2 separate regions of the Homo sapiens genome follow, and region 1 is linked to region 2. A link is an interaction called in ENCODE POLR2A ChIA-PET data of the cell type or tissue named here. Cell type or tissue: MCF 10A. All regions are shown on one strand. Links, peaks and the distances in the headings refer to the core of each region. The heading gives the core; the rest is flanking DNA. Region 1 overlaps CPNE7 (copine 7). Region 2 overlaps DPEP1 (dipeptidase 1).

Region 1 (9,161 bases), core at 2,528-6,527, 52 kb before region 2:
GAAGGGCCTGCCCCGCCCTCACCGCCTGTCCCCAGGGTTCCGGCTGCCCCCGGAGGCCCCGTGCCCGCCCCTCACAGCCTGAGCCCACCCTTCACATCCCGAGCCCACCATCCCCACGGAGGCCTCGTGCCCGCACCCTCAGAGCGTGAGCTGTACGGGTGGCCCATGTTTGCCCTTGGTTTGAGGTGCAGGATTTTTCAGGATTCTGAAATGAGTAGCCTACTGGCCCAGCTGGGTCTTGTCCTTACGGGGCAGTTGGACCAGGGAACTGCATGGGATGGGAGAGGCTGGTGAGCCCATGGTACCCCAGCCAGGAGGGAGGGCCCCCCTGTACCCTACGCCCCCTCCCCACTCAGCTGGTGCTGGGGAGCGGCCTGCACTTTAGGGCTGCCCAGCCCAGGGTGTGAATCTGATCTCGCCCCCGACTCAGCGTGTCATTCTCGTCCTCTGTGAGCCTCACTTTCCCCATCTGTGATCTGAGGGTGGAGCAGACAGTGGTGGCCAGGGGTGACCCCCAGGGTGGCCCTCGGGATTGTGGTCCCATGGACAGAGAGCAGGCAGGAGGTCTTCCCAGGGTATGAGTCCTCCTGAGGTACCTGGGCGTGGGTGAGCGGCAGAGGGGAGATGGAGGTCTGGAGCCCGGGGTGGAAGCCTCTGGAGTGGGGTCGGCTCACAGGTGCACTTGCAGGTGGGCAGAACCGAGGTGGTCCGGAGCAGCCTGCATCCCGTGTTCTCCAAGGTCTTCACGGTGGACTACTACTTCGAGGAGGTGCAGAGGCTGCGCTTTGAGGTGTACGACACGCATGGGCCCAGCGGCTTCAGCTGTCAGGAGGACGATTTCCTGGGGGGCATGGAGTGCACCCTGGGGCAGGTGGGTGCCCCGTCCCCTCGGAGGGAGGAGGACGGTTGGCGTGGGGGCCACAGCCGATTCAAGGCTGATGTACCAGCACCGCAGGGACCCTGCTGGGGTGGCCAACCTGGCTCTGCCCCCTCCTCAGCTCCTCCTGAACAGTCATTATTAGATTAAAATATACATGTAATTTTGAACTGGGTAATACATTCGTATGTTTTAAAGCCTGAAGGTATAAAAGGCTGTGGAGCGCCTCCATCCTGCCCCATCCAGCTGCTGCCAGGTCCCTGGACATTGTCCAGAGAGAGATTTTCACAGGAGCAAACCAGCCTATCACTTTTCCTCTTTTTTCTTTTTTTTCTTTTTCTTTTTTTTTTTTTTTGAGATGTAGTCTCGCTCTGTCACCCAGGCTGGAGTGCAGTGGCGTGATCTCGGCTCACTGCAACCTCCACCTCCTGGGTTCAAGCGATTCTCCTGCCTCAGCCTCCTGAGTAGCTGGGATTACAGGCACCCGCCACCACGCCCGGCTAATTTTTGTATTTTCAGTAGAGACGGGGTTTCACCATGTTGGTCAGGCTGCTCTTGAAATCCTGACCTCGTGATCCGCCTGCCTTGTCCTCCCAAAGTGCTGGGATTACAGGCGTGAGCCACGGTGCCCAGCCCACTTTTCCTCTTTTTTCAAAAATACACAAATTACGTTCCCTGTTCTGCATCCTGCGTTTTCACTTCCACGACGTGCAGCAGCCCCTCCATATCAGCACCTAAAAGTCTCCTGGTGGCCGGCCGTGGTGGCTCACACCTGTGATCCCAGCACTGTGGGAGGCCGAGGCGGGCAGATCACTTGAGGTCAGGAGTTCGAGACCAGCCTGGCCAACATGCTGAAACCTCATCTCTACAAAAAGTACAATAATTAGCCGGGCATGGTGGCATGTGCCTGTAATCCCAGCTACTCTGGAGGCTGAGGCAGGAGAATCGGTTGAACCCGGGAGGCAGAGGTTGCAGTGAGTGGAGATCTCACCACTGCACTCCAGCCTGAGTGACAGATTGAGACTCTGTCTCAAAAAAAAAAAAAAAAAAAGAAGCCTCCTTGTGAGCAGCAGGTCCTACGGTGGCCACTGCTTCCTTGGTGATGCTCTCTGGGTTACGGCCTCCACAGCCAGCCCAAAAGTGGCTTCTGCAAGTCGTGATGAGAGTGTCTGTTGATGTGCTGGGCCCTGCTGGACACTGCGCTAAGCACTTCCTGTGCTGCACGGAATCCTCACACCTTGCCAGGACGGGTCCTTCTTTTTTATTGAGGTAAAATTTACAGGCCGGGCACGGTGGCTCACGCCTGTAATCGCAGCACTTTGGAAGTCCGAGGTGGGGGGATCACGAGGTCAGGAGTTCGAGACCAGCCTGGCCAACATGATGAAACCCCATCTCTACTAAAAATAGAAAAGAAATTAGCCAGGCGTGGTGGTGCGTGCCTGTAGTCCCAGCTACTGGGGAGGCTGAGGCAGGAGAATCACTTGAACCTGGGAGGCAGAGGTTTCAGCGAGCCGAGATCGCGCCACTGCACACCAGCCCAGGTGACAGTGAGTCTTTGTCTCAAAAAAAAAAAAAAATTTTACGATAAAATGCATCAATCTTAAGGGTTGAGAATGACAAGTTTAGGTGACTGTACACAGCTGACCATCACCCGTCACACAGAACATCCCGTCACACGGAACATCTCACCTGTCACACAGAACATCCCTTCACCCCTCACACGGAACATCCTGTCACCTGCTGACACGGAACATCCGATCACCCGTCACACGGAACATCCCATCACACAGAACATCCCATCACTTGTCACATCTCACCCATGACACGGAACATCCCGTCAGCCATCACATCTCACCCGTCACACAGAACATCCCTTCACCCATCACACGGAACATCCCATCACCCATCACATCTCACCCGTCACATGGAACATCCCTTCACCCATCACATGGAACATCCCGTCATCTGCTCACATGGAACATCCCATCACCCATCACACGGAACATCCCATCACCCATCACACAGAACATCTCACCCATCACACGGAACATCCCGTCACCCGCTGACACGGAACATCTCACCCGTCACACGGAACATCCCACACCCATCACACGGAACATCTCACCCATCACACGGAACATCCCGTCACCTGCTGACACGGAACATCTCACCCATCACACGGAACATCCCGTCACCCGCTGACACAGAACATCTCACCCGTCACATGGAACATCCCGTCACCCGTCACACGGAACATCCCATCACACGGAACATCTCACCCATCACACGGAACATCCTGTCACCCGCTGACACGGAACATCTCACCCGTCACACGGAACATCCCATCACCTGCAGACACGGAACATCTCACCCATCACACAGAACATCCCGTCACCCGCTGACACAGAACATCTCACCCGTCACACGGAACATCCCGTCACCCGCTGACACAGAACATCTCACCCGTCACACGGAACATCCCGTCACCCGCTGACACGGAACATCTCCCCCATCACACGGAACATCCCATCACCTGCAGACACAGAACATCTCACCCATCACACGGAACATCCCGTCACCCGCTGACACAGAACATCTCACCCGTCACACGGAACATCCCATCACCCGTCACACGGAACATCCCATCACCCGTCACATGGAACATCCCATCACCCGTCACACGGAACATCCCATCACCCATCACACAGAACATCTCACCCATCACACGGAACATCTCACCCATCACACGGAACATCCCGTCACCCGCTGACACAGAACATCTCACCCGTCACACGGAACATCCCATCACCCGTCACATGGAACATCCCATCACCCATCACACGGAACATCTCACCCATCACACGGAACATCCCGTCACCCGCTGACACGGAACATCTCACCTGTCACACGGAACATCCCATCACCCGTCACATGGAACATCCCATCACCCATCACACGGAACATCTCACCTGTCACACGGAACATCCCGTCACCCGCTGACACAGAACATCTCACCCATCACACGGAACATCCCATCACCCGCTGACACAGAACATCTCACCCGTCACACGGAACATCCCGTCACCTGTAACACGGAACATCCCGTCACCCATCACACGGAACATCCCATCACCCGTCACACGGAACATGCCATCACCCGTCACACGGAACATCCCATCACCCGTCACATGGAACATCTCACCCATCACACGGAACATCCCGTCACCCGCTGACATGGAACATCTCACCCATCACACGGAACATCCCATCACCTGTCACACGGAACATCCCGTCACCCGTCACACGGAACATCCCGTAACCCATCACATGGAACATCCCGTCACCTGTCACACGGAACATCCCATCACCCGTCACATGGAACATCTCACCAATCACACAGAACATCTCACCCATCACATGGAACATCCCGTCACCCGTCACACGGAACATTCCGTCTCCCGCTGACACGGAATATCTGATCACCCATCACATGGAACATCCCATCACCCACTCACACGGAACATCCGATCACCCGTCACACGGAACATCCTGTCACCAGTCACACAGAACATCCCGTCACCCATCACACGGAACATCCCATCACCCGTCACACGGAACATCCCGTCACCCATCACACGGAACATCCCGTCACCCGCAGCTGCCCCTGCCCCTTTGTGGCCAGCTCCCCGCCTGGTTCGTCTCTTCTGGAATTCCACGTCCATGAATCACAGCGCGTGTTCTCCCTGCTGTGGAATTCTTTTACCCAACATAATGTCTGCGTGACTCATCCCCCTGCAGCCTCGGTCGGAGCTGGCGTGCCATCGATCCTGTTGTCCTCCCCATTTTTTAGATAAGGAAACTGAGAGTTAGGGAGGGCACAGATGGAAGAGGATGGCACGGACACAGAAATATGGACATGCTTTTTTTGTTTTTTTGAGTTGGGTTCTCACTCTGCCGCCCAGGCTGGAGTGCAGTGGGACAGTCACAGCTCACTGCAGCCTCAACGGCCTGTGCTCAAGCAATCCTCTCACCTCAGCCTCCTGAGTAGCTGGGACTACAGGTGTACGCCACCAGACCTGGCTACGTTTTGCATTTTTTGAAGAGACAGGGGTCTCACCATGTTGCCCCAACTGGTCTTGAACTCCCGGGCTCACCGATCCACCCACCCTGGGCTCCCAAAATGTTGGGATTATAGGCATGAGCCACTGTGTCTGGCCTGGACACCTTTCTATGTACACACAGGTGCACATGTATGTCATAATCCGTGCAGGACATCCTATGCCTGTTCACATAAGCACACACACAGGGTCCGTGTGGACACCTGCGTGCAGATATGAATGTGTGTGTGAGCACGTGTGCTGTGGATATGTGCAAACTTCCAGCAATGAGGAGGCCCCTCGTGGGTTCCTGCTCTGTGGCCACCCAGCTGACCTGCAGGGCACCACGGTCAAGGGAGAAGCTACTGGCATCCAGTCCCTGTGCTGTGGCTTTGAGCCTGACCTGACCTCTGACCCCTGACTTCTGCCTCAACTGTTTCCTCATGTGATTCAAGTAAACAGTAACTCAGCCCAGAGCCAGGGATCCAGGAAGTGCTTATTAAACGCTGTTGGCACAAATCAGCGATCTCGTATTTCCTGGTAGGGGAATCTGTTGTGTTAGCCTGAGCCCGTTTCTCTCCTAAGGACCTGCTCTCCTGCCAGAAAGGGGAGGCCACTCCTTTCCTGCGCCCTCCCTGGAAGCAAACCAGGCCGGCAGGCGAGTCCCAGGTGTGAGGCAGAGGCCCTGGCTCAGGAGCCCCAGAAGGAAACCTTTGAATCAGGGAATCTTGGGGGGCCTGGCCCGAGGCTCCCCCTCCCAGCACCCAGGACCCCTTTGCACCCCTAAGAGAGCCTTCCCACCCCTTAACCTGACTTGACTTCCCCAGCCCTGACCTGGGATCTGCTTTCTCTTCTGTGTGGAAAGTGCCGCATGCTCAGAAGCTGCTGGCCAGGCCGGCCCTGGTTGGGGGTGGAGGGACTGCCCCTCTCTGCTTTGTATTCAACCTACCTCATTGTGACCTCCCAGCATCCGCCAGGCAGTAGCAGGTGTGAGGGCAGGTGGGAAGCACACACCTGCTACCTGGTGGGCCATTCGATGGTTGCTGAGATCACTTACGTGTGAGGAGATGACGGCCACCCCGCTTGGCCGGGGTCATCACCATCTCCTTTCGGACACGGAGCCTGGGAGGGCCGTGTGCCCCCGTCCTGCTCCTCACTGAGGAGATGACCTGGCTGCAGGGGCCTGGGCCTGTCATCCGCCACCCACCCCAGGTGGGCTCATAGCCGATGGGGCGGAAGTCCAGCAGGGCCTGGTGAGGAGGAGGAGGCCCCGGCTGCATGAGGAGGTCCCCAGGGTCTAAGCCCCAGTCCACTTCGAACAATCAACTCTGCTCCTTGGCACCTTCGAAGAGGAGTGGGCGGTGGGGTCCTGGGCCGGCACCTCGCTCACACCCTTTCTGCCGCCCGTGGCTACGTGGACATGCTGGGCGTGAGGGTCCGGGGCCGTTTGAGCTGCCTCGCCTCTGCTTCTGCGGGTTCTCACCTGGGCCTGGAGAGGGTCAGGGCAGCCCTGCTTACCTGTGGAGGGGCGTCCGCCACACCTGTGCAGGTGCAGGCCAGCTGGGCTGTGAGCTGCTTCCTGGCTTCCACCTGAGCCTGTTTCCTCACCTGGTAAATAGGTATGATGACCTCTGCCTCCCCTGGGCGACTGCTGGCGCCGTGAGGTGGTGGACGTGCAGGGGTGGCCACACGCAGGGATGGCAGGTGCTTGAGAGCAGCCACAAAGGGGGCGCGGGCCCTGGGCAGTGAAGCTCATGGTGGGGGATGGGGAGACAGGACAGGCCTGAGAGTCCGGGTGAGGGCGCGGTGGGGTCTCCAGGGTCAGGAGCCGTCCCCGCCTGCCCCTCCCTGCCTGACGCCTCTGACTTACAGATTGTGGCCCAGAAGAAGGTGACCCGCCCGCTGCTGCTCAAGTTTGGCAGGAACGCTGGCAAGTCCACCATCACGGTGAGACCCGGGCGCACCCCTGCAGCCTGCAGGCCCTGCTGCTGTGGCTCCGAGGGGTGTTGTGGGCGGAAGATGGGCAGCAGCGTGCCGTCCAGGGAGGGTCTGCAGGAGCCGGCAGCTACACAGCCCCGGGGGTACACAGACACCTCCTCTCAGGCCCCGCTGGGTGGGGTCAGCCAGCCTGGGGCCTCTGGTCCCCCACGGTGGGGTCAGGCCCCACCTGGCCAAGCCTGGAGCCCGGGCGTCCCCCTGCCAGGTGATCGCCGAGGACATCTCGGGGAACAACGGCTACGTGGAGCTCTCCTTCCGGGCCAGGAAGCTGGACGACAAGGTGAGTGCAGGTGCCGGGCACGCCTGGCTCAGGCTGAGGTCCGGGAACCGGTTCGAAAACCCGGTCCCTGCCCAGCGCTGACCTCGCGTGGCTATGTCCCGTGTGAGACGTGTGCGGAGTGTGCCTGGGGCTGGGCGTGCTGCCGTCACGGTCGCCATCATCACTGTCACCGCCATTAGCTCTCCCGCCCCTCCTGGCAGCTGGGCTGGGGCTGGGGCAGCTCCCTCCTGTGGGGACCACTCATGACCCTGCTCAGGGATGGGGAAATAGGCCCAGCACCCCCGAGGCCACTGTCGTGACAGGAGGAACTGGAACAGCGCGCGGTTCTGCGGGCTCGTCACGTGGGTGGGCAGAACAGGGTCCAACCCCGCCATGTAGGGCGTCTCCCTGGAGGGGCTGAGTCGCAGGGTGTGTAGGGCAAGTCCGTGGAGGGCTGAGTCGCAGGGTGTGCAGGGTGACTCCATGGAGGGCTGAGTTGCCCGCCGTGGTCAGATCCCTGGGGGCGGGAGGGAGGGACGAGATGCTGTCGGCGGGGACTGGCTGCCTCGTTTTGTGCCTGAGGAATTAGCGGCTGGTGGCATGAAGTGAGCCCTGGGAAACGACAAAGCCAGCTCCCATCCAAAGCCCGATCTCACAGTGCCTGGCCCAGCAGCCCTTGTGCCTCTCCCCAGGACCTCTTCAGCAAGTCCGACCCCTTCCTGGAGCTCTACAGGGTCAACGACGACCAGGGCTTGCAGCTGGTGTACAGGACGGAGGTGAGCGGCCGGGGATGGGAACACAGGGAGGGGAAGGGGCTGTCCCCAGCCCTCACGCATCTCTGGCCACATGGGAGGAGCTCCCAGCCTCCAACAGGGAGCTGTGGGCGCAGGGCTTTGGTGGCTGTGGCTATGGCCAGAATCCAACAGGGAGCCGCAGGCGCAGGGCCCTGGGGGCCGTGGCTGTGGCCAGAATCCAGCAGGCTTGTGTAGTCGTGGCTGTGATTATTTTTAGACCTACCTTCCACTTCCTGCAGGTGAAATGGGATTTCAGCGACGGCAGGGAGAGAGTGCTTTCTTTTGAGAGAAATTAACTTGAGTGAAAATGAATCTATTTAAGGAAGAGAGCAGCGCAGGTGGCTCAGAGGTGGCAGAAGTTACGAAGGTGGAGGCACAGGGCTCGGAAATGTGTCTCCCGGGTCCTCACATGGCTTCGTGCAGGGAGTGGGTGCCAGCCCCAGCTCAGGGCCCCGGCGCTGTCTGGGGTGATGCAGGGGCAGGGCCAGCTGTGCCCGCCTCACAGCTGCTCTTCCACCCAGGTCTCTATCCCCCCCAAGGATCCCAGGGCCCTGGGCCTCCCCTGAGCCAGCCCCTCCCGGCCCACAGGTGGTGAAGAACAACCTGAACCCGGTGTGGGAGGCCTTCAAAGTCTCTCTGAGTTCCCTCTGCAGCTGCGAGGAGACAAGGCCTCTAAAGGTGGGGGACGGGATGGACCAAGGGGGCAGTGAGGGGGTGGCCTGGATGTGGGCTGCGATGGAGACACCTGGGCTCGGGTGGGAGGGTCCTGGGGCCCCCAGACAGCAGTGCTGAGGAGGACTGGGCTCCCCAGTGCCTGGTCTGGGATTACGACTCTCGAGGAAAGCACGACTTCATCGGAGAATTCTCTACCACCTTCGAGGAGATGCAGAAGGCCTTTGAGGAGGGGCAGGTGAGCAGGACGGGGTAGGGGGTCCTCCAGGGAGGGTCAGGTGGGGGTGGAGGGGGGCCTTCGGGGAGGGGTAGGTGAGCAGGACTGGGGGGGTACCTCCAGGAAGTGTCAGGTGAGGAGGTGGGGGGTGGGGTAGGGGCCTCCGTGGAGGGGCATGTGGGTGGGCACCTCTGGGGAGGAGCAGGTTGGGGGGGCCTTTGGGGAGGTTCAGGTGAGGGGGGCCTCC
Region 2 (6,758 bases), core at 921-4,920:
GGCCGTCTGCACTGCAGACTTCTTTCGGGACGAGGCAGAGAGGATCATGAGGGACTCCCCTGTCATTGATGGGTGAGTGCTCACCTGAGCCAGGTGCTTAGGGAACCAGGACTGGGAACTGGGGCTGGGAGAGCGGGGCTGGGGGAGCCGGGGCTGGGGGAGCGGGGCTGGGGGAGCCAGGGCTGGGGGTGCCGGGGCTGGGGGTGCCGGGGCTGGGGGAGCCGGGGTTGGGGGTGCCGGGGCTGGGGGTGCCGGGGCTGGGGGAGCCGGGGCTGGGGGTGCCGGGGCTGGGGGTGCCGGGGCTGGGGGAGTTTGGCCTGGGGAGTTGGGGCTGGGGGAGCTGGGGGTGAGACTCGTGTGTGCTTGGCTTGGGGCTCAGTTTCTCTGGGGGTGAGACTCGTGTGCCCTTGGGTTGGGGCTCAGTTTCAGCTTCTGCGACGGTGCCGGGCCCTTGCCCTTTCCTGGCCCCTGCTGCTTTGTGGGGTCTCTCAGGGCCCCCAAAGACTTCAGCGGATGAAGGTCTGCAGGGACTGGGCAGGAAGGAGGCAAGGCCACACTCCCTGGTCCCGAAGCTCAGAGTGAGGTCTGAGCCTGCGGACGTGGAGGCCCTGCGCCCCAATCTCACCCTGTGCCTCAGCTTCTCCCAAAAGCAGCAGGTGCGGGTGGCACCCTACAGGCCCTCTCAGCCGGCATCTTTTTGGCTCTCTTCCCACTCCCCCCGGCCTGCCTTCTCCCGGGGGGAGGCCCATGCCACTTGGGCCCTTGCCTGTGCTGCGCTGTGTGCCCACCCGGCCCCCACCCCCGACCTCGCTGGGGCACCTGGGTCACCTGCTTCTGTCCTGACCTCCTCAGGGCGGAGATCCCCACTGCCCGGGAATCCGACCCTCTTCCCCGCCCCTTCCTGGCCCAGTGCCCCGACACTGGGTCACCATGGAGGCCTCCTGCTTCCAGGCACCAGACTCAGATCAGGGTCCACACTGGCTCCGCGTTGGGGTGGGAGGGTCACTGAGAGTCCGCCCTGTGTCTGGCATGGTGTCTCCACCTGGAAAATGCCTCTGGGCTTTGTTGGGGAAAAACTGTGAAAAAAGCAGGGAAACCCGATGTCTTGTCGCATAAGAACTTCAGGGAACAGTCCAGGCTGGGCAGTTCACGCCTGTAATCCCAGCACTTTGGGAGGCCGAGGCGGGCGGATCACCTGAGGTCAGGAGCTCAAGACCAGCCTGGCCAACATGGCGAAACCCTGTCTCTACTAAAAATACAAAAAATTAGCCAGGCATGGTGGCGCATGCCTGTAGTCCCAGATACTCAGGAGGCTGAGGCAGGAGAATCACTTGAACTCGGGAGGCGGAGGCTAGAGTGACCCAATATCGGGCCACTGTACTTCAGCCTGGGCAACAGAGTGAGACTCCATCTCAAATTAAAAAAACTTAAGAGAGCAGAGGCAGCTGCAGAAAGGGAGCAGAGGGTGGTCCCTGCATCCTCATGGTTTAAAATGGCCATGCCAGCTTCAGCCCTCACATCTGTATGCTGGCCAGCAGGGAGGAGGGAGACATAAAGAAGGGAAAAAGGACAAGCAGCAGGTGACTGTCAGGGTCAGGTTTTTGTTTTGTTTTGTTTTGAGACAGAGTCTCACTCTGTCACCTGTCACCCAGGCTGGAGTGCAGTGGCGTGATCTCAGCTCGCTGCAACCTCTGCCTCCTGGATTTAAGCAATTCTCCTGCCTCAGCCTCCTGAGTAGCTGGGATTACAGGCGCCCGCCACCAAGCCCGGCTAATTTTTTTGGTATTTTTAGTAGAGACAGGGTTTCACCATGTTGGCCAGGCTGGTCTCGAACTCCTGACCTCAGGTGATCCGCCCGCCTCGGCCTCCCACAGTGCTGGGATTCCAGGCGTGAGCCACCGCGCCCGGCCGGGGGTCACAGTTGTTAGAAGCTGTTACGGGACCCACCTTCATCCCTTGGCCACCGCCAGCGACACAGGGGCAGGAAGTATCTTCAACCCAAATGGCTGTGTGCCCGCTAAAAACGGGGGGTTTTAAAGTCACAAAGGAAAAGGAGGAGAATGGATCCCGGGGGCAGCCAGCAGTCTCCCCACGAACAGCTGCCTGAGTGTGTGCTTGCCGCTTTTCCAGCACTTTCCAGCACTCCTTGGAGCAGGACGCCGGCTTCCATATCCCAGCTAAGGGCATTGCCCCAGCTGCACAGATAAGGAGGGTGGGTCTGATTAGCAGAACTGCCATTTGCCCTGGCCATGAGGCAGGCAGGGCCTCCCTCCCACTGAGAAACCAGAGGCCCCACCTTCCCATCGTTTTCTCCAGCAAGAGTGGAGAGGGCTGGCGGGGCACAGTGGCTCACAGGTGTGGTCCCAGCACTTTGGGAGACCGAGGTGGGAGGACTGCTTGAACCCAGAAGGTTGGGGGCTGCAGTGAGCTGTGATTGCACCCCTGCCCTCCAGCCTGGGCAACAGAGTGAGACCCTGTCTCAAAAAGAAAAAAGAAAGGAGGGGCTGCAGGAGGAGGAGGGAGGGGAGAGCAGAGAGCTGCCCCATTGCAGCCTGTCCCTCCAAGGGCGGCTCCTGGGGTCCTAGGAATCCCTACCCATCCCAGGCTAATGTCTGAGATGGGCCGCCTGCGTCCTCAGGCCAAGGAGTAAAGTCTCCTGGGAGCCCTGCCCAGCCCCACCCAGGACAGTGCCCAGTGTAGGGTTGCACCTAGCGATGAGGCTGCTGCCCGGGCAGGGTCCCTGGCTGGAGCTCATGGTTCCCTCAGCAAGTGCGTCCTGACCACCCACTCTGCTCCGAGGGCTGGGGAGAGGCCCGTGCCAGCCCAGGCTGTCATGTGGACTCGCTGTGGCCAGGGACAACCTCGCTGACGCAGGAGCTTTGGGAGAGACTCACACCAGCATCAGGCGTGCGCCCGCCCATCTGCCCAGGGGTGGGGCCGGAAAGCGTGCCAGGCTGGGCTTGGGGGCACTAGCCCAGGGGAGGTCAGGAACGACTGGGACCCAGGAAGGGCAGAGCCCTCCCCTTCTTTCCCCTGAGGAGCTCCATGGGTGCATTCGCCTTGGAAAAGCTCATTGCGGGCACATAGATTTGAGCTGGGTCACAGAAAGCAGAGCCCGCAGCTGGAAATGATTAACAGTTACTCATCTGCCTCTCCCAGCTGCCCTCCAAGGAAAGCACCAAGACACCCTCATGTTACAGATGGGGAAACTGAGACACAGAGGGAGCTGTCCTCAAGGAGAGCACCAAAACACCCTCATGTTACAGATGGGGAAACTGAGACACAGAGGGAGCTGTCCTCCAAGGAAGGCACCAAGACACCCTCATGTTACAGATGGGGAAACTGAGGCACAGGGATGGGTCTGGAAACTGCAAGTGGAGGGGCCCCTGTGGCCTCATCCCAGCGCACACCCTCACAAGGCAGTCCCCCCGAGACAGGGGCACAGCCCACATTACAGGAAGGAGACTGAGGCCCCAGACCCAGTGACGGGGAAGGGGAACCCTGGGCATTCCCCAGGGTCGGGGGTCAGGCCTCAGCCCCTTCCCATCCTCCTCACAGCCTGGTTGAAACACAGATGAGATCGTAGCCTAGAGCCTGCCCTGGGCCCCTTAGAGCTGCATTTCTATTTTTCTTTTCTCTTCTCTTCTTCTTTTTTTTTTTTTTTTGGAGGGAGTCTCGCTCTGTCGCCCAGGCTGGAGTGCAGTGGTGCGATCTCGGCTCACTGCAAGCTCTGCCTCCTGGGTTCCTGCCATTGTCCTGCCTCAGCCTCTTGAGTAGCTGGGACTACAGGCACCCGCCACCACTCCCGGCTAATTTTTGTATTTTTAGTAGAGACGGGGTTTCACCATGTTAGCCAGGATGATCTCGATCTCCTGACCTTGTGATCTGCCCACCTCGGCCTCCCAAAGTGCTGGGATTACAGGCATGAGCCACCCTGCCTGGCCTGAGAATTGCATTCCTAACGACAGTGGATTCCCTTTGCTCCTGGTCTCTGCCAGGCCCTGTTGGGCAGCTGGATTCGGACCCTCTGGGATCCTCACTCAGCCACCAGCTCTGACAGCCCCAGCTCCCCCTTCCTCTGCGTTCCCCTTCCTTCTCCTTTCCCCTTCCTTCTCCTTTCCCTTCCTTCTCCTTTCCCCTTCCTTCTCCTTTCCCTTCCTTCTCCTTTCCCCTTCCTTCTCCTTTCCCTTCCTTCCCTTTCCCTTCCTTCCCTTTCCCCTTCCTTCCCTTTCCCCTTCCTTCTCCTTTCCCTTCCTTCCCTTTCCCTTCCTTCCCTTTCCCTTCCTTCTCCTTTCCCCTTCCTTCTCCTTTCCCTTCCTTCTCCTTTCCCTTCCTTCTCCTTTCCCTTCCTTCTCCTTTCCCCTTCCTTCCCTTTCCCCTTCCTTCTCCTTTCCCTTCCTTCTCCTTTCCCTTCCTTCTCCTTTCCCTTCCTTCCCTTTCCCTTCCTTCTCCTTTCCCTTCCTTCCCTTTCCCCTTCCTTCCCTTTCCCTTCCTTCTCCTTTCCCTTCCTTCTCCTTTCCCTTCCTTCTCCTTTCCCTTCCTTCTCCTTTCCCTTCCTTCTCCTTTCCCTTCCTTCTCCTTTCCCCTTCCTTCCCTTTCCCTTCCTTCTCCTTTCCCTTCCTTCTCCTTTCCCTTCCTTCTCCTTTCCCTTCCTTCTCCTTTCCCTTCCTTCTCCTTTCCCTTCCTTCTCCTTTCCCTTCCTTCTCCTTTCCCCTTCCTTCCCTTTCCCTTCCTTCTCCTTTCCCCTTCCTTCTCCTTTCCCCTTCCTTCTCCTTTCCCCTTCCTTCTCATTTTTCCTCACGAGAGCTCCTACCCTCACCACCACCAGCTCCTGGGAAAACCTTGGAGAACTTCAGTCCTTTGGAAGTTTAGAAGGATCTGATTGGAGTTTGGGTGCAGGGCTCTTCCCTGGGGACAGAGGCAGCAGAGAGGCCTGGGTAGCCCCCAAAGCCTGTACTCGACACCCTGCTCCCCAGGAGGATGGGGGTCCCAGGCCCCCCAAGGTCAGGCCGTTCCAATTACCCAGCCACCCACCATATTCCCCAAGAGGCAATTTGATCTTTAAACTGAAAACTCTCAGAAACAGTATCACCCCCAGGCCCTTGCCCCTCACGTCTCCAATCCTGTCCACTGAGGTCATTTGGCTCCTTGTGTCCCACCCTCAGACAATGTGTCTGCCCCCCAGCCTCCTCCACAGAAAAAGGCCCTGGAAGGGATGGGCTACCCAGCTCCCTGAGCTCCTGGCTCGGGGTTCCCTGCCCTGGGGGTGGGCACAGTTGGGAAATGCAGCCTGCACAGGTGTGTTCAGGTGGCCGGTGATATGTCACCCCCGCGGCCTAGACTTCAGTCCTGCGTCTGTCGTGAGGAGTAGGAAGTGGGGAGAGCAGCCCAGAGGCCAGGAGCTCGGAAGCCCCCAGGTCCCAGTGGCCGCCCTGACTGCCTGGCCTCTCCCCGGCAAACTCCAGGCACAATGACCTCCCCTGGCAGCTGCTGGATATGTTCAACAACCGGCTGCAGGACGAGAGGGCCAACCTGACCACCTTGGCCGGCACACACACCAACATCCCCAAGCTGAGGGCCGGCTTTGTGGGAGGCCAGGTACCGCCTGCCCTGCCTTGTGCTTGCCCTGTGTGGGGTCATCCCGTCTCCTACCTCAGGCCTGGCTACAGTGGGACCATCCCTGTGGTGTTCCTCCAGGGTCCCTCGGTGCCCAGGCCGAGGGAGGGCTTCCCAGCGGGTGGGAAACCAGACTCCCACAGGCATGCGGGGGGTGGGCTGAGACCTGGCTGCATCAGCTCCTGGCACCCCCTGCGGCCCACAGTTCTGGTCCGTGTACACGCCCTGCGACACCCAGAACAAAGACGCCGTGCGGAGGACGCTGGAGCAGATGGACGTGGTCCACCGCATGTGCCGGATGTACCCGGAGACCTTCCTGTATGTCACCAGCAGTGCAGGTGGGGTCCTGACCTGGGTCCTCCAGGTCCTGCGTCTTCTCACCCAGCCCTCATCCTGAGCAGCAGGTGCCGGTCAGGACACCTCACCCTCCAGATACCAGGTGCCCACTCCCCTGCACCCTGACTCTCCCCGCAGGCATTCGGCAGGCCTTCCGGGAAGGGAAGGTGGCCAGCCTGATCGGCGTGGAGGGCGGCCACTCCATTGACAGCAGTTTGGGCGTCCTGCGGGCACTCTATCAGCTGGGCATGCGGTACCTGACCCTCACCCACAGCTGCAACACGCCCTGGTGCGTGACTCCCCATGGGAGGCCCCCGGGCTGTGGTCAGGAGGGAGGGGGCAGACACTCCCTGCCACCCTCCAGAGCCCATCCCCTCTGCCTGTGAGTCCCAGGCCGGGCCTCGCCTGCTGGGCTGATGGGAGGCCGAGACCACCGCTCACCTCTTGGGCACCTGCCTTTTGCTTCTCCAGGGCTGACAACTGGCTGGTGGACACGGGAGACAGCGAGCCCCAGAGCCAAGGCTTGTCACCCTTTGGGCAGGTGAGTGGGGTGGGAGCGGCCAGTCACCCCCGAGGAGAAGGCAGAGGCCCTGGAGGGTGACCAGAACAATGCATCTCCTCACGTGGGACCTCAGTGTCCTTGTCTGTAAAATGGAGCTGGCAGCCATCCCCCCAGGGTGGGTGCTGAGCCCTGAGTGGCCCCGGACTTCCAGCCACGAAGGATGATGACTCACATCTGGTCCAGCCCGTCCACCTCCGCAGCCCCGACCCTGGGGGCTGTGAGGGTGGACGGAGCCCTGTCTTCC

The links. Peaks named below come from ENCODE experiments on the same cell type or tissue, not always from the same donor. Only the 100,000 strongest peaks of a DNase experiment are listed, where the experiment ranks them.
Region 1: POLR2A ChIA-PET joins it to region 2 with 8 read pairs; 8 of 35 experiments call an interaction of 5 or more read pairs at or near these places.

Annotation. Positions count from the first base shown.
Region 1 is chr16:89,576,851-89,586,011 of GRCh38, forward strand. CPNE7 (copine 7) reads left to right here. Exons shown (of 15, transcript NM_153636.3): 2 at 689-871; 3 at 6,847-6,921; 4 at 7,178-7,252; 5 at 7,924-8,007; 6 at 8,614-8,703; 7 at 8,837-8,935. Among named protein-coding and RNA genes, the nearest start is that of CPNE7, 5.7 kb to the left of the region's middle. In MCF 10A, for the core only: no CTCF peak of the experiment used is centred there; a DNase peak (open chromatin) is centred at 4,611.
Region 2 is chr16:89,630,443-89,637,200 of GRCh38, forward strand. It overlaps DPEP1 (dipeptidase 1), which reads left to right. Exons shown (of 11, transcript NM_001389466.1): 2 at 1-72; 3 at 5,466-5,598; 4 at 5,822-5,954; 5 at 6,091-6,241; 6 at 6,424-6,493. Among named protein-coding and RNA genes, the nearest start is that of DPEP1, 20 kb to the left of the region's middle. RefSeq lists an enhancer at 1,620-2,474. In MCF 10A, for the core only: no CTCF peak of the experiment used is centred there; a DNase peak (open chromatin) is centred at 2,969.